Linked DNA regions of Homo sapiens: regions 2 and 3 are each linked to region 1. The links are chromatin loops, found by intact Hi-C in ENCODE. Cell type or tissue: PC-3. All regions are shown on one strand. Links, peaks and the distances in the headings refer to the core of each region. The heading gives the core; the rest is flanking DNA.

What was found. Peaks named below come from ENCODE experiments on the same cell type or tissue, not always from the same donor. Only the 100,000 strongest peaks of a DNase experiment are listed, where the experiment ranks them.
Region 2: it touches region 1 in a loop (10-fold over the local background); 95 of 110 quality-filtered maps call a loop at or near these places.
Region 3: a loop joins it to region 1, with 2.3 times the contacts of the local background. A loop is called at or near these places in 7 of 110 quality-filtered maps.

What each region holds. Positions count from the first base shown.
Region 1 is chr5:154,402,564-154,410,265 of GRCh38, forward strand. GALNT10 (polypeptide N-acetylgalactosaminyltransferase 10) reads left to right here. Exons shown (of 12, transcript NM_198321.4): 8 at 1,541-1,648; 9 at 6,978-7,199. The region is part of intron 2 of SAP30L-AS1 (SAP30L and GALNT10 antisense RNA 1); the gene reads right to left. Among named protein-coding and RNA genes, the nearest start is that of SAP30L-AS1, 39 kb to the right of the region's middle. RefSeq lists a silencer at 2,781-2,830. In PC-3, for the core only: a CTCF peak has its summit at 2,851 (motif pointing left); DNase peaks (open chromatin) are centred at 2,808 and 3,858; H3K4me3 peaks cover 977 bases; H3K27ac peaks cover 1,196 bases.
Region 2 is chr5:154,176,926-154,184,627 of GRCh38, forward strand. All of the region lies in intron 1 of LOC124901118 (a long non-coding RNA gene), which reads right to left. Among named protein-coding and RNA genes, the nearest start is that of GALNT10, 10 kb to the right of the region's middle. In PC-3, for the core only: a CTCF peak has its summit at 3,378 (motif pointing left); DNase peaks (open chromatin) are centred at 1,996 and 3,366.
Region 3 is chr5:154,331,556-154,339,257 of GRCh38, forward strand. All of the region lies in intron 4 of GALNT10 (polypeptide N-acetylgalactosaminyltransferase 10), which reads left to right. It also overlaps the pseudogene HNRNPA3P7. Among named protein-coding and RNA genes, the nearest start is that of MIR1294, 12 kb to the right of the region's middle. In PC-3, for the core only: no CTCF peak of the experiment used is centred there; no DNase peak of the experiment used is centred there.

The DNA.
Region 1 (7,702 bases), core at 925-5,924:
ATGATGGCAGCGCTTCCCTAGGCCAGGGATTTGGGAGTGGCTTGGTTTGATAGCTCCACCTTGGGTCTCGCATAGGAGAATAGTCAGGCCATGAGCCAGGGCCGCAGTCATCTGCAGGCTTGACTGTGACCACGACCTCTGCTTCTTGGTGGCTCACTGACCTGGCTGGCAAATTAGTGCTGTGGGCAGGAGGCCTCAGCTCTCACCGCATGGACCTCTCCACAGCATGGCTGGGGTGTCCTCAAACATGGCAGCTGGCTCCTCCAAAGCCAGCGGTCCCACAGAGAAAGGTGGAAGCCACGGCATCTTTATGACCGTCATTTCTGCAGTATCCTGTGGGTTACACAGGTCAGTCCTCATGTGACTCACTGGGAGGCATCTACACAGGGGCACAAATACGAGGAGGCAGGGATTGTGAGGCCACTTCGGAGGCTGGGGCCTCGGCTGACTGATTCACTGCTGTGTCCTGAGTATGCACCAGATCTTGTGCTAAACCCTTTTACACACAATATCTCATCTTCCAGTCCTGCCTCCTCTATTTCTTTACAGGAAACTGAGTCTCAGAGAAGTTAAGTACCTTAATCAAAGTCATAAAGTGGGTAAGTGGCTGAGCCAGGATTCAAACCCAGGCCTGCCAAGGAGGGTCTGTGTAGGCCAAAGTCATCAAGTGGGTAAGTGGCTGAGCCAGGATTCAAACCCAGGCCTCCCAAGGAGGGTCTATGTAGGCTGGGCCCCTCAGTGGGTATGAGTCAGTATTGGCTGTACATGTTCACATTCCCAAGTTGCTATCAGACCAGTGGGCAAACTCAGGAGCTCTCTGTGATGTCAAATACTCCTCCCTGGGAGAGGGAGGCAAAGAGAACCATCAGATCCCACACTGCGGCAAGACCCAGCTGCACAGCCTAGCAAGCCAGACTCAGAGAAGGCAGGGCAGGGAGGCTGACGGAACTGCTCAGGGAGACCCAGCGAGAGGCTCATAGATCCAGGAGGAAAATAAATATGTGACAGTAAATCTACGGAACCTGTGTGCCACCTTGACTACTTATGCTGTGGCTGATGTCACTTTGTGATCACCATGGTCTTTCCCACTGATCCCCCGATGCCACCCTAGAATTCTCAACACAGCACTCCATAGTGGATTAGAGCTCAGATTCTGAAGTCAGCTAAAACAGGGTTTAAATTTTGGCTCCACCACTTACTCTGTGACCTGAGTCACATTTCTTAGCTTCTCTGAGCCTCCATTTCAGCATCTGTAAAATGTTACTACCTACTTTATAGGTTTTCTGATGAGGCTTAAGTGTGGTTGTGCATGTGACCATCTTAGCATAGTGTGTGGCAATGGTAAGCACTCAGTGCTGTCAGCTGTTTTTACCGCTGTTATTATATTACTGTGTTTTCCCATGTCATTAGGTCTGTGATCCAGGCTTCAGCAGACAATCCAGGCTGATGCTTTTGCTGAGTGCACTAAGGGATGCTGGCCTGGCGGGATGGTGAACTGGAAGCAGAAACGTCATCCTCTCTCTTCCTTCTTGCCATGCAGGTGTGGATGTGTGGGGGCCGCATGGAGGACATCCCCTGCTCCAGGGTGGGCCATATCTACAGGAAGTATGTGCCCTACAAGGTCCCGGCCGGAGTCAGCCTGGCCCGGGTAAGGTGGTGGCTTTCCTTGGCGGGTAGAAGGGGTTGGCCTAGGACCATCAGCTGCACTGAGGCACCCTGGGGCCCTAGACTGTGTTATGTGATCTCTGGGTTTGAGGATGTGCCTCCCATTCTCCAGGTGAAATCTGATTTAAAAGAACTCCCTTAAATCCCTACTTAACCATTCATTGCTATGTGACCTGGGGAGGGTTGCTTAAGTCCTCTGAACCTGTGTTTCCTCCTTTGTTTAAAGAGAGCTAATTCTTTCCAACTCCCAGCATTGCCAGGAGAATTAAGGAGGTGATACTGTTTCCCAGAGTGTGACAGAGGAGACGATCTTAGGCAGCAAACACAGGAATGTTTTCTTGTTCATGTGTTTAAGTTAATGTGGATTCTAAATTAATGTGTATTCGTGTAGCTAACCTGTAATTTCACAGATATTATTACTTAGCATACAGCTAAAGTAGGTGCAAAGTTAGACCAGAGGTGATGTAAAAAAACATGTTAGATAAATATTAATACAGGTGGTGTGGTGTGGTGTGTTTGGGAAAGCTTGCGTACTAAATTTCTGGAGGGGAAGTGGGCTTCATAAATGTCAGTGTCTTTCTCTTCTCCTCACCCCCTGTCTACTCTTACTGCCAAAACCTCTGCATGTCAAACTGTTTCATTGCCTTAAAATGGTTTCTATCAATCATTGCTTCAATTAAATTGGCCACTGGCTGCAAATGGAAATCTGTCAGCCAGAGTTTGTTTTTGGTTTGGATATTAAATGTATTCGGAAAAAAATAAATAAATCCAGGTGACCACAAAAGAAAAATGAAGAGGAGGGAGGGTCCCCAGAGGATAGAAAGAGCCTTGCGGGGAAGCTGGAAAGGACCCCCGCACAGCTTTCCCTCCGGGGAGCCTGTGAGCCCCGCCCCGGCCAGGAGACCCCGGTGCTGGCCGGGTTGGCATTAGACCGCACTGCCTCCTGTCCAGGGCGCTGCCTCCTCCTCCACTTGACAACCTTGACGTGTAGAATTGCAGCCCCCGGGACCTAGAAGAGCGTTGTCCTGTGACTTACAAGGAAAGCCGAGAGGCTCAAAGAGGCCGCGCGTCTCCCTGAGAGCCATCAGTGGGTGGGAGCTGAGCTCCGGGAAGTGTCAGGGGCCGCGTGGAGGGAAAGGAGAGCCGGCAGTGCCCTCCAGTGGTAGCAGAGCCTAACGACGCCCTCACCAGCCATCCGCGCTGCCCACAGCCCCATCCGACACGGGCGGGGGGTAGGTTCTAGGTTCAGTCCCTTGAAGCAGGAATCGCGTTCTTCTGAAAGGCCATTTGGCGATCCCTGAGGAGGGAGCCAGGCAGGAAAAGCGCACGCTCTCTCGGTACGCCCAAGACTGAGACTCTTCCGGCTACAAGGGACCATGGGGACACTCCAACTCCAGACCAGGAGCAACCCTAAAGCATTCTTTTCCTCTGCAGAGCTGTTGTTGATAAGGCTCACCTAAAAATAAAAATAGCCGGGCGCAGTGGTGTGTGCCTGTAGTCCCAACTACTCAGGAAGCTGAGGTGGGAAGATCACTTGGGCCAGGGAGGTCGAGGCTGCAGTGAGCTGTGTGTGCCACTGCACTCCAGCCTGGGTGACAAAACGAGACCATGTCTCAAAGAAAGTTTGTTGTTGTTGTTGTTGCTGTTGTTTTTTTTTTTAAAAGGCCCACCTGATAAAGAGACATTACCGCCTCCTGCTTGTTATAGAACCATTATTATAGATTAATTCAGTGGATAAGAGCTAACTGTAGTAATACTTATAAAAATTCCCTTCGAGCCAGGCATGCAAAGCATTTTACTTATCTCACTTAATTCTCACTTGTTTTTAACCCCATTTTAGGGATGGGGAACATGAAACGTGATGTTGGCGATGGAAACATTAAGTAACTAGTGCCAGAATTCAAACCTGTGTAGGTCTGACAGGTACCTGGCACATAGCAATTGTTCCTTAAACAGTGACTGCTGTTATTAGTGTTAGCATCAATATTAACAATAAAGACTGGAACATGTATTTAAAAGTCTTATCTAAATTCTGTGTTTAGGCATTTTAACGTATTTCTCTTTTACCTATCTGTACTGAAGCATCGTCCTGTGTTTGGCTTTAAGCCACTTAACAATCTGAGTGGTGCCTCATGGCTTCTTCCCCAGGGACTCTGTGATCCATCAGGTCTGATTATGTGTGGGTTCGCAGAACCACAGAGATGCCTGAATCAGGTGCGGCCTTTTATTATGGTGACTAACAACCCTCAATTACTTGCAGACCACATTTAAAATATTTGTTCAGTGGGCCGGGCGTGGTGGCTCATGCCTGTAATCCCAGCAGTTTGGGAGGCCAAGGCGGGCGGATCACCTGAGGTCAGGAGTTCAAGACCAGCCTGGTCAACATGGCAAAACCCCATCTCTACTAAAAATACAAAAATTAGCCAGGCGTGGTGGTGTGCGCCTGTAATACCAGCTACTAGGGAGGCTGAGGCAGGAGAATGGCTTGAACCCGGGAGGCGGAAGTTGCAGTGAGCCGAGACTGAGCCACTGTACTCCAGCCTGAGCGACAGAGCAAGACTCCATCTTGGGGGGAAAAAAAGTGCTCAATGTTTTAATAACCACATCCTAAGCCTTCTAGAGCATTGTCCCCTAGATGATCATTTTGATAGATTTGAGAGTTGTCCTAATAGCTCCGAGAGAGCCAGATAGAGAGAGAAACTGAGATTGTACGGACTCCGGAAGGACAAACAGCCAGACAGCCTTGAGGTAGAAGCAGTTCAGGAAGGATGAGCTGTCCACCAGCTTGCCTGCCTCAGGAACAAGTAGCCAGTCTTACATTGTTTACTAAACTTGCTGAAATCTTTCTTATCTTTGCCTCTGGAAAAAGGATCTTAGGGAAGGCAATAACAGAAACTACTCAAACTTGGTGAAACAAAAATGGAGACTTACTCCAAGGATCCAGGCAAATCTCTGTAATCCAAGCACAAGAAGTACAGTTGGGCCTCAGACGGGACTGGGACTCGGAAGTAGGAAGGTGTTGAGAGTAGAGGTATGAGGAGCCCGAAGCCCACTGAAATCCCAAGGTCCTTTTTATGTCTCTAACAAGGGGAGATGTGAGAGAAATAAGTGTAAAGTCATTTCCTTTGGTGCAAACAGTGAACTGTAGCAAAAAAGTTCAAAATCTGGGAGAAAGAGCTTTTCAAGCTGTGTCTGGAAGATACAATTATGCAATATTAATTAAAATGGTAATTATAATTAGAATTAAAATATGATGTTATTCAATCCTTTAAGAATGACACTGGTAAATTTCAGTATCATTCTTAACCAGTCTGGCCATGGTCAGAGTGTCCAGACTTGTTTTCAGTTGGAGTGAAACTACCCTCATTACCTCTGTGACTCGAGCAGGTTAGACAGTGAGCCAAAAGAGCCTGGTGGACATACTGGAAAAAGCAGAGGAAATATTGTGTTTCAGAGTGTTCATGTAGACAGTCTCTGTTAGGCCTTCAACTTCCTCTAGCACAGTTTTAAATTAAACACAGCCTTTTCTGTGCAGGGGCCTGGTGGGGATAAACACTGTTCCTGAGCTGTTTTCTAACCCACTGTGGACTCTTCAGCACTCAGGAAGAACTAGGTAGCAACAAGGAAATTCAGCTGTTTCCTGGTCCCCAACTCAGAGCCAGCAAAATGGGGGAACTGGTGAATTTTGTCTTCAGTGCGGGGGCCTCCCTCATGTTGGCTTCCTTCTCCATTACTCCAGAGTCAGCAGCCTGTTTTTGTATGGCCTGTGACCTAAGAATGGTTTTTACATTTTTAAATCATTAGAGGGAATGGGAATCAAAAGAAGAATATTTTGTGATACATGAAAATCAAATTTCAGTATCCATAAGTTTTACTGGAACCCAGCCACACCATTTATATGGTGTCTATGGCTGCTTTATAGCTACATCAGAGGTGAGACCATATGGTCTGCAAAGCCTAAGTATTTACTATCCGGCTCTTTATAGAAGACATTTAAACATTTGGGACCCCTGCCTGACCTTCTGCTCCTAGAGCAATCCTTCACACTGAGGTGCAAATGACTGATAACAGCTTAAACTGCTAACTCCCCTTTAACCTTTCAGAGGAAATTTTAGATTGCAATAGGGAAAAAACTTACGAAGGAGGTAAAACCGAAGAGTTAAAATTGGGGTGGGGGGACAACAGCCAGGGGTTGAAGAAAGATGTTTTGGAGCGGAGAATTTCCCCTGAACCCTGAAGTTTTGCTCTCAGATATATCACATATCAGAAGTTCTCACTGGGTGGGGTCTACACTGCAGATGGAATCAGGAATTTTCATCACATACATAAGAATTCCCTCTTCCTCTGTCCCCAAGTCTACTCACAAACACTTTCCTCACCTGCTGCCTCTGCTTGCCAATCATGTGGCTGTCATTTTTTAAAACTGATTATCTTTGTGCTTCATGATGAAAGTAGCAGCAACCTTTGCACCTCAAAGGATTATTAGAAATTCCAGCTGCTGATGGAATTACACCTTTTGGTTTCAAATTATAATTTGCCTTTATCACATAGCTTGGTCAAAACTCTCAGTTGAAAATGACAAAAAGCCAAATCAAATTGGCTTAGCGAAGAAAGAATATACAGGCTTCTGTAACTGGAAAGTCCAAGGTAGCTCTAGCTTCAGACATGGCTGGATTCTGGTGTTAAAAGGCGGAATGCATTCCTGGATCCAGCCCTCCGCTCTGCTTCATTCTGGGTTGATTTCATCCTTGGACAGGCTCTCCTTGTCTCTCCTTGGAGGCCATATGGCCCAGCAGCTCTGGCTGGCATCCTGTCTTACCCAGCAATCCAAGCAGAAACAGAACGATTCTTCCAATAGTTCCTGCAAAAATCCCAAGGCTGATGCCTGTTGGTTGTGATTGGTGGGGCTTAGGGAATGGGTCTGCTGTTTGACCAGCCCCTGCACCGGGGGCGCCTGTATTCACATTAGCTAGGCTGGGTCCATGCCTTTCCTCCTGCCACATGAGCTGACAGGGAGACAGGGTGGCTCCCCAGAGGAAAATCAGTGGGGGCTATCGCTAGAAGAAGATGGGATGGAAGATGGGCAGGCAAAACAACAGCAGCCTATGGGCCAACTATAAGCTGTGAAGCCCTTAAAACATGCATAATGATAAATAGAAACACAGAAGGCCTAAACTCACGGTGGGGCTGGGATTTTTGATGGAACATAAAATAAGAAGGGTTGACCTCGACCTGCCAGGACCCTTTTCACCCCACTGCCTGGCTTTGGCTTCTTGGAAAGACTGACCCCTCCATTGCTTCTTGCCCCATAGAACCTTAAGCGGGTGGCCGAAGTGTGGATGGATGAGTACGCAGAGTACATTTACCAGCGCCGGCCTGAATACCGCCACCTCTCCGCTGGGGATGTCGCAGTCCAGAAAAAGCTCCGCAGCTCCCTTAACTGCAAGAGTTTCAAGTGGTTTATGACGAAGATAGCCTGGGACCTGCCCAAATTCTACCCACCCGTGGAGCCCCCGGCTGCAGCTTGGGGGGAGGTGAGTCTGGAGGGCAGGGCTGGCTCCATAATTTAATGGGTGTGCAAAATGCAAATGCAGATCCCATGTTCAAAAGGTAGAAAGTCAGTGCAGGGAGGAAAGGCGTGAATATAAAATCGTTTCCTTTCTTTCCTGGTCTCTCTCTAGCCTTGTCATGGTGTATTTTTACTTGTTAGTTAGTGTTCTCAGTGTAGAAAAATTAAAACTTTAAGTTATTAGCATGAATTTTACCTTTCATCTTTATATTATGCAGTGACAATTTAAAATTCAGATTAACAGCATGTAACTCATGTTCAGAATGGGTGAAATGACATGATCTGTATTTCCCACCTGCTGCATGCATAAGTATTTCTCACCAGAACAATCTAAACATGGCACACAACAAACTCAGCTTTTTACTTCACTTCTTGATAATGTGCATATTCTTCCAACACTCTCCACCTTCCATTTACTGATGAGTAAGAAAGGGCTGGAAGGCAAAGGAACTAAGGAGCCAGGCACAG
Region 2 (7,702 bases), core at 1,043-6,042, 230 kb before region 1:
GATGTAATGGCTCACACCTGTAATCTCAGCACTTTAGGAGTCTGAGGCAGGTGGATTGCTTGAGCCCAGGAGTTCGAGATGACCTGGACAACAAAGTGAGACCCTGTCTCTACAAAAAAATCAAAAAATTTGCTAGGCATGGTGGCGTGCACCTGTAGCCCCAGCTACACAGGCTGAGACAGGGGGATCACTTGAGCCCAGGAGGTCAAGGCTGCAGTGAACCTTGTTCACACCACTGTACTGTCACTTGTCATCATCCTGGTGACTGAGCAAAAAAAAGAAGAAAGAAAGGAAAATAGTATAAAATAAATAAACAAAAGAATCAGGCAAATCTCTTAATTGATGTTGAAATGACAGACGCGTTGCCTCAAGAGCCTCTCTCTTGCACCTTTCCCTGTCTTCTAAGATATGGTAGCTATCCATTCTTCAACAAGTGCTGGTCGAACAGATACTATGTGCTAGGCACCACACCAGCTGCTAAGAGCAGCATTAAAACAATGAGTAATCAATGGGTATGAGTTTCTTCTGTGGTGATAAAAATGTTCTAAAATTGATTATGTTGATGGTTGCACGCAGCTGTGAATATATTAAGACATTGACTTGTACACTTTAAATGCGTAAATTAATTGTATGACATGTGAATTATATCTCAATTAAACTGTTAGTTTTTTAAAAAAAGAAAGGAACAATAGACCTGAGTCAACCACATTCTATCTGTGTGATTTTGGGCAAGTCACCTGACATCTTTGCTTCAGTTTTCTCTTTTGAGAAGTAGGAATAATAAAAGAACTACTTCATGGGGTTTCAATGAGGATTAAAAGAGAAGACATCTGTAAGGTGCTAGTTAGCACTTGGTATGTAATAAGAGGTCCATAAATGTTAGCCAACATCATCACCCTCATCTTTATTAGTATATAATGCTAAAATAGGAATATACACAGTAGTATGAGAAAAAAAGAGGAAGGAGTTCTTAGTCAAACTGGATGGGAAAGTGAAGAAGTGATGGAAGAGGAGATGGCATTGAAGCTGAGTAAGAATTCATCAGTACAAGAGGATGTGAAGGGTATTCCTGGAGGAGGAAACAGCATGAGCAAAGGCATGGGGGTGAGAAATAGCATTATTAAGGTAATGAGCGACTAGCAGTTTTGTATAAAGTGTAAGGCCAGCAACTCGGACTTTACTGTGAGGACAATAAACCTCCAGAGGGAAGCAACATGGCAAGTTGGCATCCCAGAATGGTCACTCCAGTGGAGAGGATGAATGTTAGGGAATGCAGGACAGAAATGGCAGAGGAGTTAGGAGTGAGAGATACAACAATTCAAGCGAGAGATGGTAATGGCTACAACTTGGACTTTGAGTCAAGAGTATCAAGTATCAAGGCCAGGGCTCCTTTGGTCGTAAGTGACAGAGTCACTCATAACGTCAGGGAAGGCGTAAACTCCAAGGCAGGGGCTTCAGTCTAGTCAGGCATCCCAGAAACCAGAACTGGAACTGGAAAACCAGGAGGCAAGGTGATTCTCTTTCAGTTTTCTCTCTCAGCATCCCTGCCTCCCATACTTGGGCTGCACTGGCTTCTTTTGACTGAAGCACTTCCTCTGTTACTCCTGGTTTCTGCCTTCCCATATCTTCTCCTTCAGTGTGGCCCAAGAGTAATCTCCACCCTTGTGCTACCTGAACTGCCACCTTCAGAGGCCACCACCAGCTGCCTTCTTCCCTCTGTGTCACTGGATTCCAATTTCTGAGATAGAATCTGAATGGCTCAGCTCATCCTTTTGAACTTGCCTTAGGACAGTTCAGGAAAGTCATAGGTCAAGGACCAGCCCAGAAATGAGGGTGGAGGCTGTCTACAAAGTAGAAAACGGAGTCATTATAAGTAGCAGGTTTCTGCTCAAGGATTCATCTTACAGGCACCTGAAATATGTCTCATATAATAGGCCTAGAGGGGAAGGGATACATTTAAAATTTATTAGGCAATAAAACCAGCATTATTAGGTAATTGTTTGAATGTGGGAGGGGAGTTGACCCGGAGGCATGGATGACATCAGGGGTTGGCTTGGGTAACTGGTTGATCTCTCAGCTCCACTTTCCCCTGTGTTGGGACTGTTTTCAGGTTCTCAAGAAGCTTTTCCCTTGATTGAGTTAGGGTCTGCAGGAAACGAATGGCACTCTCACACTGGAACATTGGAAGAGAGTTTAATAGGAGGAAAATGGGGCAGGGTATAGTGTAACCATGAGGGACGGGGCAGTACCATGGGGCCAGAAACAGCGTGTGATGTCCAGCCCTAGCCCTGAAGGGTGAGGAAAGGGGCAGTTATTGGAATCTAGAAAGGGAGGACTGTTTCAAGAAGCCTGCGCGATGGGAGCCATGGACTTTTGTGGAGGACACAGACAGCCTGCGGCAAAGTTGCAGCAAGGGAATGGCGGGGGAAAGAAATGCTCTGACCTGGCTCTTCTCCCTCCCTCTGAAATCCTGCCCTGGCTCCTCAAGGGCTAAACCCAACAGGAAAACATAGAGCAAGGAAGCCCACTGATGTAGTCTACACCGCCTCCCTGGGGTGGGGAGAAGGTGCGGAGGAGCCGAGTCAAGAGGTCCAATACACGCCTCACGGTGGGGCTCACATCCAGCTCGCAACAATCCGCTGGAAGAAGCCACTACTTTCTTGATAGCCTCTATACAAAAGCCACGGAATTGAACCTCGATTGTTCAGATTCCGTCCCTGGACCAATCACTGCAGCTGAAGGGGGTTACTGCTCTGATTGGCTAAGTTCTGAGATGCAGAAGGGTGAATCTTCAAAGAAAATCAGGGTGTTGTTAACTATCCAGATAAAAAGAACACTACTGCACATAATGGGGCTCCTTGAGAACTTTTGAGAGGAGTTTATCAATCCTGCTGGAGAGATGGGTGGGGGTGGGGGAAGAGACCAGAGTGCATCCGTGAAGAGGTGAACCCAGTCATAAGAGATAGAGACATCTCTCTTCAAGCTTCACCTTTTTATTTTGTTTGTTTATTGTGACAGAGTCTCGCTCTGTCGCCCAGGTTGGAGTGTTGTGGCGCGATCTCAGTTCACCACAACCTGCGCCTCCCAGATTCAAGCAATTCTCCTATCTCAGCCTCCCAAGTAGCTGGGATTACAGGCGTAAGCCACTGCGTCCAGCCCAGCCTCACCTTTTTAAACAGGGATGAATCAACCATCTGTGGCTCCAGCACTCACCAGCAAGTTGTTAAACAAGTTCAGCCTTCTTGTCAAGAGTGCAGACCCCTCGTTGGCAGCAAAGACCACCAAGCCCTGCTTCATGAATTCATTCCTTGCAGTTAGACCTAGAAGCGACTTCTCTGGACCCACTGAAGTTTGCTGGAAGGTGCCACCTAGTGGAACAATAGAGGACCTACCGCTTGGACAAAAAGAAACCTTAGCAGGATTTTAGAGCCCTGAGAGCCATGTTGGAGCAGTGGTTCTCTCAAACTTGGCTACAAATTGGAATCATGTAGGGATGGCTGAGTCTGACTCCCAGAGATTCTGACTTAATTGGTCTGGGATGCAGGTTAAGCATCCAGAGCTTTTAATGGTCCACAGGTGATTCTAATGTGTAGCTAAGGTTCAGACTACCGGGTTATAGAGTATCCAATCCTCTTACTTTACAGAGGTGCCCACAGACTGCAGCCGTTCTTCCAAGAGTCTCAAACTCCTAGGAAGCCCCCTTTGGTCCTGTGCCCCACCACCTCTCTGTGTTTTGTATACCTTTTTTTTCTTTTGTACAAAAATGAAAAGTAATTAAACAGAAAGCACTCTCGTTTACCAAGCCCTGATACTTTCATGGCAGTGCCAGGAGGAGGATGGCTCCCTATACACCTGATATTTGTATCTGACCCTACTGGCTAATGCTCTGTTTGAGATGGGTCCACCCAATGACATAGTATATTTATTCTTTGTTTGAGATTTGTGGCCTTCTCTGTTTGCTCTTTCAAAGTGTATCCTACTTGAGGTACTTTTGATATCTACTGTCTTGATTCAGTGGTGTTCCTTTATAGTTGACAGGATTGATTTAATTGGCATCTCATTGTGGAAATGACAAAGTAGGGTCTGGGAGAAAAAGAGAAAGGGAGACAGGCAGTTCCCATCTAGAGGTCATTTCAAATAGGTGTTGGGGCTCAGAAAAGGACACCCCAAAATATGGCACTTTTGCATGCTGACTCCTTTGAACTAAGGAGACTGACAGCCCTCAGAAATAAGCTTCAGAAGTAGAGGAATTAATGTCTTAGACTCCTTCTCTGAAATCTATGTTAACCAGAGAGGAGGAGCTCCTTCTGCAGGAGAGGAAACTAAAAGTCTCCAAGCCCAGATACCACACACAGACAGACTTTTCACCTGTTCTTTCAACTACTCTTCTGAGGGTTGTTACCTGAGAGACTTTATCTGCATAATAAGACAACCTTTGTTCACAGTGCAATTCTGCCCCCCGCCTTTTCATAACTTGTCACCACCTCTGAGGAACTTTGTCCCAGGTTATTGTCTGTTCTCCAGGCTCATTCATCTCCCTTAAAAATCATTTACTCTTCTTCTAAAATTGCCTACATCCCCCACTTTATTCTTTCTTATGATGAGGGTATTTAAGCTTCAACCATCTGGCCCTTCTTTGAGTTTCATATTTTGTGTGGCTCCCATGCAAATGGCACATTAATAAATGTGTAGGTCTTTTCTCCTGTTAGTTTGTCTATTACCAGTTTATTTTGGAGACTTAAAGACTCAAACTTTCAGAAGGGGAGGGAGAAATTCCCTTCACCCCTACATAGGCATCCTGCAAACCCTTTCTTTGCATTCAAAATAGGAGTTGAAGTGCCACTAGATGCAGAAACTGGATTGAATCCCAAGTGGTGTTCCATGTCTGCCCCCACTTTTCCCATCCTACCTTGCAGGATTTAGTCACAGAATTTTGAAATTAAAAAAGACCTTAAAGAGCATCCGGTTCAACTGCTTTATTTAATACAACCATGTTCTGTGTTTATCTAGACATCTCTCCTTCCTGCTGCCATTACACTCACAAACCCACACATGATAAACCTGAAGCTCAGAGAATTTGAGTGACCTGTCTGAGATCACACAGGAAGCTAGAAGCAAAGTCTAGGCTGATTGAGGCTGACCAGGTACAGGTGGGGAAATTTCAGCTCCAGGAATTTTTTTCTCTTCCTCTGTATTATAAGTTTGAGCCTTGTTAAATGACCAACCTGGCGCAGATAGAAATTTGGGTCATTGAGACTAGTGTTAATGAGTTTTCTGAATACAGATTTTAAAGAGGTGGGTGTAGGATTATTAATTAATTGACTGATCGATTCATTTATTTCTCAGATGTTTGTTGAGCGCCTATTTTGGGGTAGGTACTGTGCTAGGTATTGGGGATATGCCAGGGAATGAAAACACACATGGCAAGTGTGAAAGGAAAACAGACTTTGGGACCCCAAAACCACAAAGCCAAAGGGAAAAGTCAAGCTGGGAACTGCTTAGGGAAAACCTGCCTCCCATTCTACTCCCACACAGATAGCATTTCCCTGATGAAATATGATGTGGAATATTTTTTTTTTTTTCTCAGACGGAGTCTCACTCTGTCACCCAGGCTGGAGTGCAGTTCCATGATCTCGGCTCACTGCAATCTCTGCCTCCTGGGTTCAAGCGATGCTCCTGCCTTAGCCTCCTGAGTAGCTGGGATTACAGGTGCATGCCACCACGCCTGGCTAATTTTTGTATCTTCAGTAGGGATGGGGTTTCACCATGTTGGTCAGGCTGGTCTTGAACTCCTGACCTTGTGATCCGCCCGTCTTGGCCTCCCAAAGTGCTGAAATTACAGGTGTGAGTCACTGCACCCGGTGATGTGGAGTATCTTTTTAATGTGCTTGCTTGTATAAACCAAAAAGTATCTGAGACAAGTCTCAATCAATTTAGGAAGTTTATTTTGCTAAGGTTAGGGACGTGCCTGTGACACAGCCTCATGAAGTCCTAACATGTGGCCAAGGGAAATGCAAATTAAAACAGTGAGATACCTCTACACACCTGTTAGAACGGCCAAAACCCATAACACTAACAGCACCAAGAGCTGGCAAGGATGTGGAACAATGGAAACTGTCATTCATTGCTGGTGGGAATGAAAAACGGTATAGTCACTTTAGAAGCCAGTTTTCCAGTTTCTTGAAAAACTAGAAAAACCCTTACCATATGATCCAGTAATTGAATTCCTTAGTATTTACCCAAAGGAGTCAAAAATTTATGTCTACACAAAAACCTGCACATTGATGTTTGTAGCACCTTTATTCATAATTACCAAAACTTGGAAGAACCAATATGTCCTTCAGTAGGTGAACGGACAAACTGTGTTACATCCAGGCAATGGAATATTATTCAGCACTAAAAAGAAATGAGCTATCAAGCCACAAAAGGACACACGGAAGGACCTTGAATGCATATTGCTAAGTGAGAGAGGCCAATCTGAAAAGGCTACTCCATACTGTGTAATTCCAACTATATGACGTTCTAGAAAAGGCAAAACTATGCAGACAGTAAAAAGATCAGTGGTTGCTGGGTTAGGGTAGGAAGGATGAATAAATGGACACAGAGGATTTTTAGGGCAGTAAAACTGAGGCAGGAGAATAAGGCCTGGAGGCAGGGAACCTAAGGACTTCGTAGAACTAAATCAAACTGAAAAAGCCCAACTTTCTAAGACCAAGTAAATAACTTTGTAACTCTACTTCTGCTATGACAGGAAACATCCTCTTCATTTGCATAGGATGTACACCAAGTAAATAACTTCGTAACTTCACTTCAGCTTCTTCATTTACATAGGGTATACACCAAGTAACCAATGGGAAACCTCTAAAGGGTATTTAAACCCCAGAAAACTCTGTAACCAAGCCCTTGAGCTGCTTGTTCGGGCCCCCTCCCACCCTGTGGAGTGTGCTTTTGTTTTAAACAAATCTGTTTTCTTGCTTCATTCTTTCTTTGCTTTGTGCGTTTTGTCCAATTCTTTGTTCAAAACACCAAAAACCTGGATACCGTCCACCAGTAACAAAACTACTCCGTATGATACTATAATAGTGGATATGTCATTATACATTTGTCCAAACCCATAGGAGGTATAATACCAAGAGTGTATCCTAATGTAAACTATGGATTTTGAGTGACAATGATAATGTTAATGCAAGTTCATCAATTGTAATACATATAATACTCTGGTGGGGGATGCTGATAATTCAGGAAGCTATGCATGTGTTGGGACTGGAGTATACAGGAAATCTCTGTACCTTCTACTTAATTTGGCAATGAATCTAAAACTGCTCTAAAAAGTAAAGCCTACTAAAAACAAACAATACCAAAACCAAACACGGTCTGTCTCTGTCCTCATGGGACTTACAGTCCAGTGCGGGAGACAGATATCAAACAATGACCCAGCAACTGTAAACATTGTGACTGTTAAGGAAAGGCATTGCTAAGAGGTTCCATAGCTGGGGAGCTTACTCTGTTTAGGGAGGTTGGTCAGGCTTCTCTGAGAATGTATCATTTGAGCTTGATGATGCCCAAGGAAAGAAGAAGCAAGAAGGCTTTAAATTTGCAGGAGACACAGAAGTCCAACACTTATAGCATTCTGGGTTTTGCTTGCAGTCAAGCAGACCTCTCTCATATCAACCTGGAAATTATATCATTATAGAGTCATAAT
Region 3 (7,702 bases), core at 1,043-6,042, 71 kb before region 1:
TGTCTATCAAGTGCTTAGGACAGTACCTGGCACAGAGTGAACATTAAAGATAGACATCTGAGCTTGTTATCATTTCTGTTGTGGACATTCCTTATGGTTGGTGTGCAGGAAGGGGAGTCAGGGATGAGTATACAGAGGTGCATGTACAGGACGGATGTGTGGGTGCAGGTATGTCTTTCCTTTCTGTAGGGAAGAAGATTTTTGCAAACTGTAAAACACTGAGCAAACAGTCTCTGGTCTCAACCTCCGCCTAAAATATGTCCCTGTCCCTTCACCCCTCTCTTTATAATAGCAGCCCCCATTTTGGGGAGAAGCTCAATATGCCAGGCCCATATATTCTCTCATTTATTCTTGACAGCAGCCTCTGAGGGAAGCCTTGGGGTCCCTCCTTTCAGATGAGGTGCCCAAGCTAAGTAATTCGCCCAGAATCACAGGCCATGGAGCAGTACCCCTAGGTCTGTGGATTCAGCACCCAGACCCTGGGTCCTCTTCTGCCTCTTGCTCCCTCTCTTCTGCTTTCTGTTTCCCAGTCTCCTCTCCCAGCCTCATCCTTCTCCCAGCATGAGCTGCCACCCACAGGCCAAGGGCTCACAGCTGGGCAGCAGAAAGGGAAAAAAATGAGCGAACTGCTCAAGTGATTGATTTTCTGCAGCATAAACAGCCTCCACCACCTGGGGACAAACACCTGAGCCTTCCCTCAGGTACGGGCTGCCTGCTCTGAGCAGGCTCCTTGTTGTACTCCTTCTCAGGGCCACAGCAGTGGCAGTGAGGGCTGCGCTCACTTTCTCACACTCCCCAAAGACCCAGCCACAGCAGGGCTCTCTGTCCTGGAGCACAGCACACACCATGCTCTGTCCTGCCTTGGGATCCTGTGCCCTTCCTCTGCCTGAACGCCCTCTTCCCAGTTCTTCCAATGGCTGGCTCGCCTCATCCCATCATCATTTAGGCTGCACCACTACCATTATTCACCATGCTGCATGCGCGGTTACATGGCTGTTTGTTGAGCTGTTTATTCATTGTCGGTCTTCCCCCACTAGACCACTTGTGGTCTGGAAGGAGGTGATTAGTAAATGTTTGTGAATGAGTGAATAGATGCATGAGGAGGGAGGGAGGAAATGTATGGCAGCTACCCATGCATACAGAAAACCATCACCAGCAGCAGGGCCATCTTCATCCAGCAAGACAGATGTGGCTGTGGAAGACACTGCAGTTCTTGCAGTGACTGGTGCTGGCCCGCATCTGTGTTTTCAGGCTCGGGTCCCTGTATGTAACCTGTTTTTCTGAAGCACCAGCTGCCCTGGGGTTGGGCTTGTAGCACTCAGCAGGATCCCCCTCTGGGTATCACAGGGCATCCGTCCTTCAGACATGGAATAAACCAGACCTCAGCCAGATTCAAAACAAGCATCTCTCCTTGTTCAGTTAGAAAAGAATTTCAAGATCATCTAGGCCCGTGACTTTGTGCCTGCTCCTCAGAGCAGCAGAGGCCCCAGAGAAGTCTCAGGAAACGCTGTGAGAAGTATGGAGAACCTCACAGGCACATGTGGGGTTCAGGTGCCTCTCCTGGTGTGGTCTGTATTTACTTTCTGAAAAAGTGTTCACTAGGGGGAGTTACACTGCTAAAAGAAGTATATGAAAACCACTGTGTAACTCAACCTGCTCATTTTACAGATGGGAAGCCCGAGGCCTGGAGCAGTAGGCAGACTTAACCAGGAGCACACAGCCAGCTGGTTGCAAGAGAGGGACAAGACCCCATATCTGGGCCACAGTGCAGCCTTGTCCCCACTCGCCTTGGGTGGTTAAGTGACACATCTGCAGAAACACGTTATTCCTTTCTATTTCCAAGGGCACTTCTTAATAAATTACTTTCCCATTGTATTACGGTGCAAACTTTTTGCCGAAAAGAATTCATTATCAAACATGATTAGTCCTGACCTATAATGGTTTGTACCTCTAAATATCCCAATTTCCTCAGTGTACATAGTGGTAAAGATAACAGAATAACCCCCTCCCCCACCAGTAAAGTATAACAGTCTTGACAAAGAAAAGGTACACTTCATAACAAGATCATTCTCTAAGTGCATCTGTTTCTCCAGAGAGCAAAAATATTAATTCAATGTGGTGCCATACCCAATCCTAAAAAGATAGAGAAGAAAAATAATACTGTCCCATTTCACAGATGAGAATGAAAACCGAGGCCCCCTGATCACTGCCCCCTTTTCTCAACCAATTAGGCACCCAGCCCAGAGGAGGACTCCCACCTCACACCCTTCAGACTTGCACCTCAGCTGTCATGTTTTGCAGCCTGCATTTTTCAGAAAAGCAATCATTATTCTTGTTTCAAGAAGAAATTCTCAAGGCAGCTTTGGAAGAAAACTTACTCAGCAGTGATTGTTTTAAAAACGAGATTTGGGAGAAACAATTTCAGAATTATGGAGAGGCCTGTCTAAAGTACGGCAAATATGGACCATCCTACAAGATAGATTTCTCTGGGCTGCATTAGCAGAGGCTGTTCTCAGAGCTGAAATTCATAGATGCTAACTACAAGCTAGATTGGCACTGCCTAGGAGAAGGCATTTTCCTCTGAAATGAATCTCCTCCAGGATCCTCAGGGCAACTAATTGTAATTCAGCTAAGGGTCGAGACCTCAGGTAGGAGACAAAATTGGAGCAAATGAATTCTCGAAATAAGATCCAGAGCTTTGTGCAGGCAGCATCAAGGACTCGAGTGGAAGCAGAAGCTGACACCAGAATAATCCTGGCCCTGCTTACAAATAGAACACTGCACTTTGCCAGGGGTCTCCACAAGCTCTTCAAATGCATGAGCTTTGCTCGAGGATTAGGAGAACATTGAGGTGTTTTTGCACATGTGGAAGGGAAAGATGGGCGTATAGGCTGGCAGACCTGTCCCCGGGTTGCACTGCCTGGGTGGCATGTTTTTATGAGGAAAAACAAGAGAGGTCTTGTTAATTTGTTTGTTTTTATTCCTTTCTCCTTAGCCTCTCCACTTTCAAACAGTGTTGTTTTTCCAGAAAAATTAGTTATGTGGTAATGGAAAGAATTACTGTGTTTGGATTAACTAGAGGCTGCCCGGAATGATGAGGTACAAAAGTGACAGGCTATGGTATGATCTCATTGACAGCATTTTCTCCAGCTCAACTGCCTTTCTACAAACAAACACATGTAGGAAATGGTTCCCAGCAGAAGTTCTTAGCAGGTGTTTGCAGAGCTGTTGAAAAGTTGTTGCAGTGATTGGTGCTGGAAGGAGTATAGACAATGCTGGGCCCGTTAGTTCACATGGTAGTGAGCTCACCTCACCCATGAGGCCAGGGTCAATAGTCCTCTTCCCATAACGGGCTTATTAACTCTGACCTGCACTCTCACACCATGCCAGTCATGGGAACACATCACGGAAATCCATTTTGCCCCATCCCTCTTTGCATTTCAACACATCACTCTTGACACTGCCCAATAAACCTCTATTCCCCATTTCTTGTCTTCTCTCCAGCAGCCTTAGTTTGCTTCTGACACCACCACAACTTGTTAGCATGGCCATTTCCCACTTACAGTTTATTGCTTGGGTTCTTTCGCCTTTTTGAGTTCTTTTGCTGCTTATTTTGTTTTTCTCTACATCTGTTCTGATTTATCAAAGTAATTCATATTCATGTATTCAGCAGTATTCATGACATGACTCTGTGCCACATGCTGTACTTTGTGCTATGATATAAGAGGAATCAAATAGGCTTCCCTCGACAGCTCCAGTAGGCCTAGAGGAGGTAAGGGGCAGTTGTAAGACCGTGAGACCATGAAATACGTGCTACCTGGTGAAAGTCCAGGCAATGTAGAGTACAGAGAACAGCAGGGCAGACTTTCTGGAGAAAATTCCAGCGAAATTTAATCCAAAGTGTTGTAGATATTACTCCCTGGGGTTAGGGAAGGGAAGAATGTTCCAGGCAGAAAGAGCAGGACAAGCACAGGCTGGGAGTCGAGGAGAAAATGTGGGAAATGCAGGAAGAGCCATCCATAACCTTATCACTTGGAGGCAATTAGTATTAATATTTAGGCTTTTTGCCCCAGTGTTTTTTCTTTTAATAGACCTTATTTTTTAGAACAGTTTAGGTTCCCAACAAAACTAAGTAAAAAGTAGGTAGGTCCATGGCCATACTACCCTGAACACACCCAATCTCATCTGAAAGTACAGAGAGTTCCCCACTGTCAAAATCCCATACCATAGTGGTACATTTGTTACAATCCCTGAACCCACATCAATACATCACTTTCTCCTAAAATCCATAGTTTATATTAGGGTTCACTCTGGTGTTGTACATTCTATGGATTTGGACAAGTGTAAAATGACATATATCTACCATATGACGTATAGCATCATACAGAGTAGTTTCACTGCCCTAAAAATCCTCTGTGCTCCACCTGTTCATCCCTCCCTTTCCCTAAACCCTGGCAACCACCAATCATTTTACTGTCACTGTAGTTTTGCTTTTTCCAGAATGTCATGTAGTTGGAATCATACAGTATATAAAACCTTTTCAGATTGGCTTCTTTCACTCACAAATATGCACTTAAGATTCCTCCATGTCTTTTTATGGCTTGATAGCTCATTTCTTTTTAGTGCTGAATAACATTCCATTGTCTGGGTATACCACAGTTTGTTTATCCATTCACCTACTGAAGGACATCTTGGCTGCTTCCGAGTTTTGGCAAATATTAGTAAAACTACTATGAACATTTGTGTACAGGATTTTGTGTGGACATAAATTTTCAGCTCACTTAGGTAAATGCCAAGGAGTGTGATTGCTGGATCATTTGGTAAGAGTATATATAGTTTTATAAGAAACTGCCAAATTGTCTTCCAAAGTGGCTGTACCATTTTGCATTTCCACCTGCAATGAATGAGAGTTCCTGCTGTTCCACCTCCTCGTCAGCATTTGATATTGTCAGTGTTTTGGATTTTGTCAATAGCTGCTTAGTGGTCTCTCACTTTTATTTTCACTTGAATTTTCTAATGACATATGATATAGAGCATCTCTTTGTATGCCTATCTGCCATTTGTAAATTTTCTTTTTGTTCTCAGTGTTTTATAATTTCTGTTTTCTTTTTCCTACCCTCCCAATTCCCCTCCAGTCCCACCCCACTGAGGAAATTCATGTTTGCAGTCTGGTATGTATCATCCCAGACCATTCTGTATAATCATACTAACATATAGTAACATGTAATAAAAAGAACTCATGTTTATCGAGCTTCTACTGTGTGCTAAGTGCATTCACTCTTTTATTATCACAGCACTATGGTAGGTTCTGTCATGCCTAGTGTGAAAACCATACTGGCCTCAATGATATCAGACCTCTTCTTTCTACTTATAAATTTAATATTTTTGTCCCTATTTTACAGATGATGAAACTGGGACACAAGTAAGTTGCTGATGTGTACTTAGCTCAAAGAGACAGAGCTTTGATTTAAAACCATCCATTCTGATTCTAGAACCTTTACTCCTAAGCTTTACATGCTTTTTCCCCCATTTATTAGGATCATACTGTATACGTTACTTTACAACTATTTTTTTAAAAGACACATTTATTCAGCGTCATGATCAGACTATTACATTTAGCAATCAACAGCATGGGTGCAAAAAAAAATCAACATTAAAACCCTTTGTTCGAATGCTTTACACTTTCCACAGAACAGGGACTAAAGTAACCTGTTATACAGTTAATCACAAATACAGTCCTTGAGTTTTTTGCCCATACACATGAATATTTGTCTAAAACATGTCTTCTTTGTAGCAGCTGGGCTCTGCCACCATTGTGCTTGGCTGAGTTCACAAATCTGATATAACCTGTAGCTTCCCCGTCACTTCTCTGGCTATCCTCTCCTGCTAAGCTTTGTTTTCTTGCAGTAATTAAAATCTCCTGCCACTGCCATGGCTACTGCTGGTACTAGAACTGCCATAGGCACCTTGGTTTCATGGTTTGGCGAAGTATTGGCCTCCATCACCATAGAGGCCAGAGCTTCTGCCTCTAAAGTTTCCTCCCTTCATGGGTCCAAAATTTGAAGACTGATAGTTGTAATTGCCAAAATCATTGTAGCTTCCATCACCTCCAGAATCGCTTCCATCATTACCAAATCCATTATAGCCATCCCCACCGCCACCATATCCACCACCACCATGGCTGCCACCAAAGCCACCACAACCACTGAAGTTTCATCCATGACCAAAGTTGTCATTCCCACTAAAACCACCTCCACAACCACCACCAAAGTTTCCAGAGCCACTTCAGCCTCTTGGGCTGGATGAAACACTAGGTATCTCTTGCTTTGACAGGGCTTTCCTAACTTTACATTTGTGGCCATTCACAGGATGGTATTTCTGAATGACAGTCTTATCCACGGAGTCATGGTCGTCAAAGGTTACAAAGGCAAAGCCCCTTTTCTTGCCACTGCCTCGATCAGTCATGATTGCAATCACTTCATTTTTCCATACTGTTCAAAATAATCTCTTAGGTGATGTTCTTCAGCATCTTCTTTAATGCCACCAGCAAATATCTTTTTCACAGTTGAGTGGGCACCTGGTCTTTGAGAATCGCCTCTTGAGACAGCTCTCTTTGGTTCTGCAACTCTTCCATCCACTTTGTGTGGCCTTGCATTCATGGCTGCATCCATCTTCTCCACGGTGGCATAGGTGGCAAACCCACAGCCCCTGGAGTGCTTGGTGCTTGGATCTCTCCTTACCACACAATCTCTGACCATTCCCCATTGCTCAAAATGCTCAAAAATTTGAGGCTGAGATTTGAGACCTCAGGCTCTCATCAGTTGTTTCAAAGCTCAACCCTCCAATGAAAAGTGTCCTCAGCTGCTCGGGCTCTTTAGCAGACTCTGACTTAGACATGATGGCAGTGGGAGGAGACTTTAATGGTGCTTCCTCAGTGGCGCCCATGGGCAGAAAGCTACAATTTTTTTTTTCTGTTAATGTATCACAGCCATCCTTCAGGTCAGTAGTAGAAACAGAGCAAACCCATTTGTCTTTTAATAGCTAGATAATATTCCATAGTGGGAATCTACATTTAGTCCCTTTTTATGGGCACTTTGTGAAGTGAACATTTAATCATATGCAACTTTGCATCCTGGTTTCTTTCACTTAACTTTTTACAGTCCCTTCCCCTTGTCATTGTGAAATGACTACCCATCTCTTCTTCTTTGAGACAATGGTGACATAGAGACAGGTGTCAAGCAAGACCAGAATATCAGCTGTATTGTTGCAGAGGCTGATCCAGAGAACACAACATGAATCTCTTTGTACCCCTTATCTTCTGAACTGACTGACCCAGGGACAGGCTTAGCAGGTATGGAACCATGGCCTTGCTGGCGGGCAGTGTCGGCCAATAAGCATGGCACAAGGAGGACAGATAAAGCCAGCCGTGCAGGCACAATGACTGTTTTTACTTCAGCCTGTCTGGCCTCACCTCCACAACCTCCCTTAGAGGTGAAATAGTTTCCCACTATGAAAGTACAAGGGCAGGGGAAGTGACTTCTGTTCCAGATGATGAAGCTGAGGCTTGGAGAGATGGTTGGGAGGTGGCCTCAGCTGCTTACCTACCCTCATAATCATCTCCTCCTCATTGGGAATCACATTGACAGAAGAGATTGATCATCCCCACAATGGGCTCAGTAATCTTAAGAATCCCACATCTCAA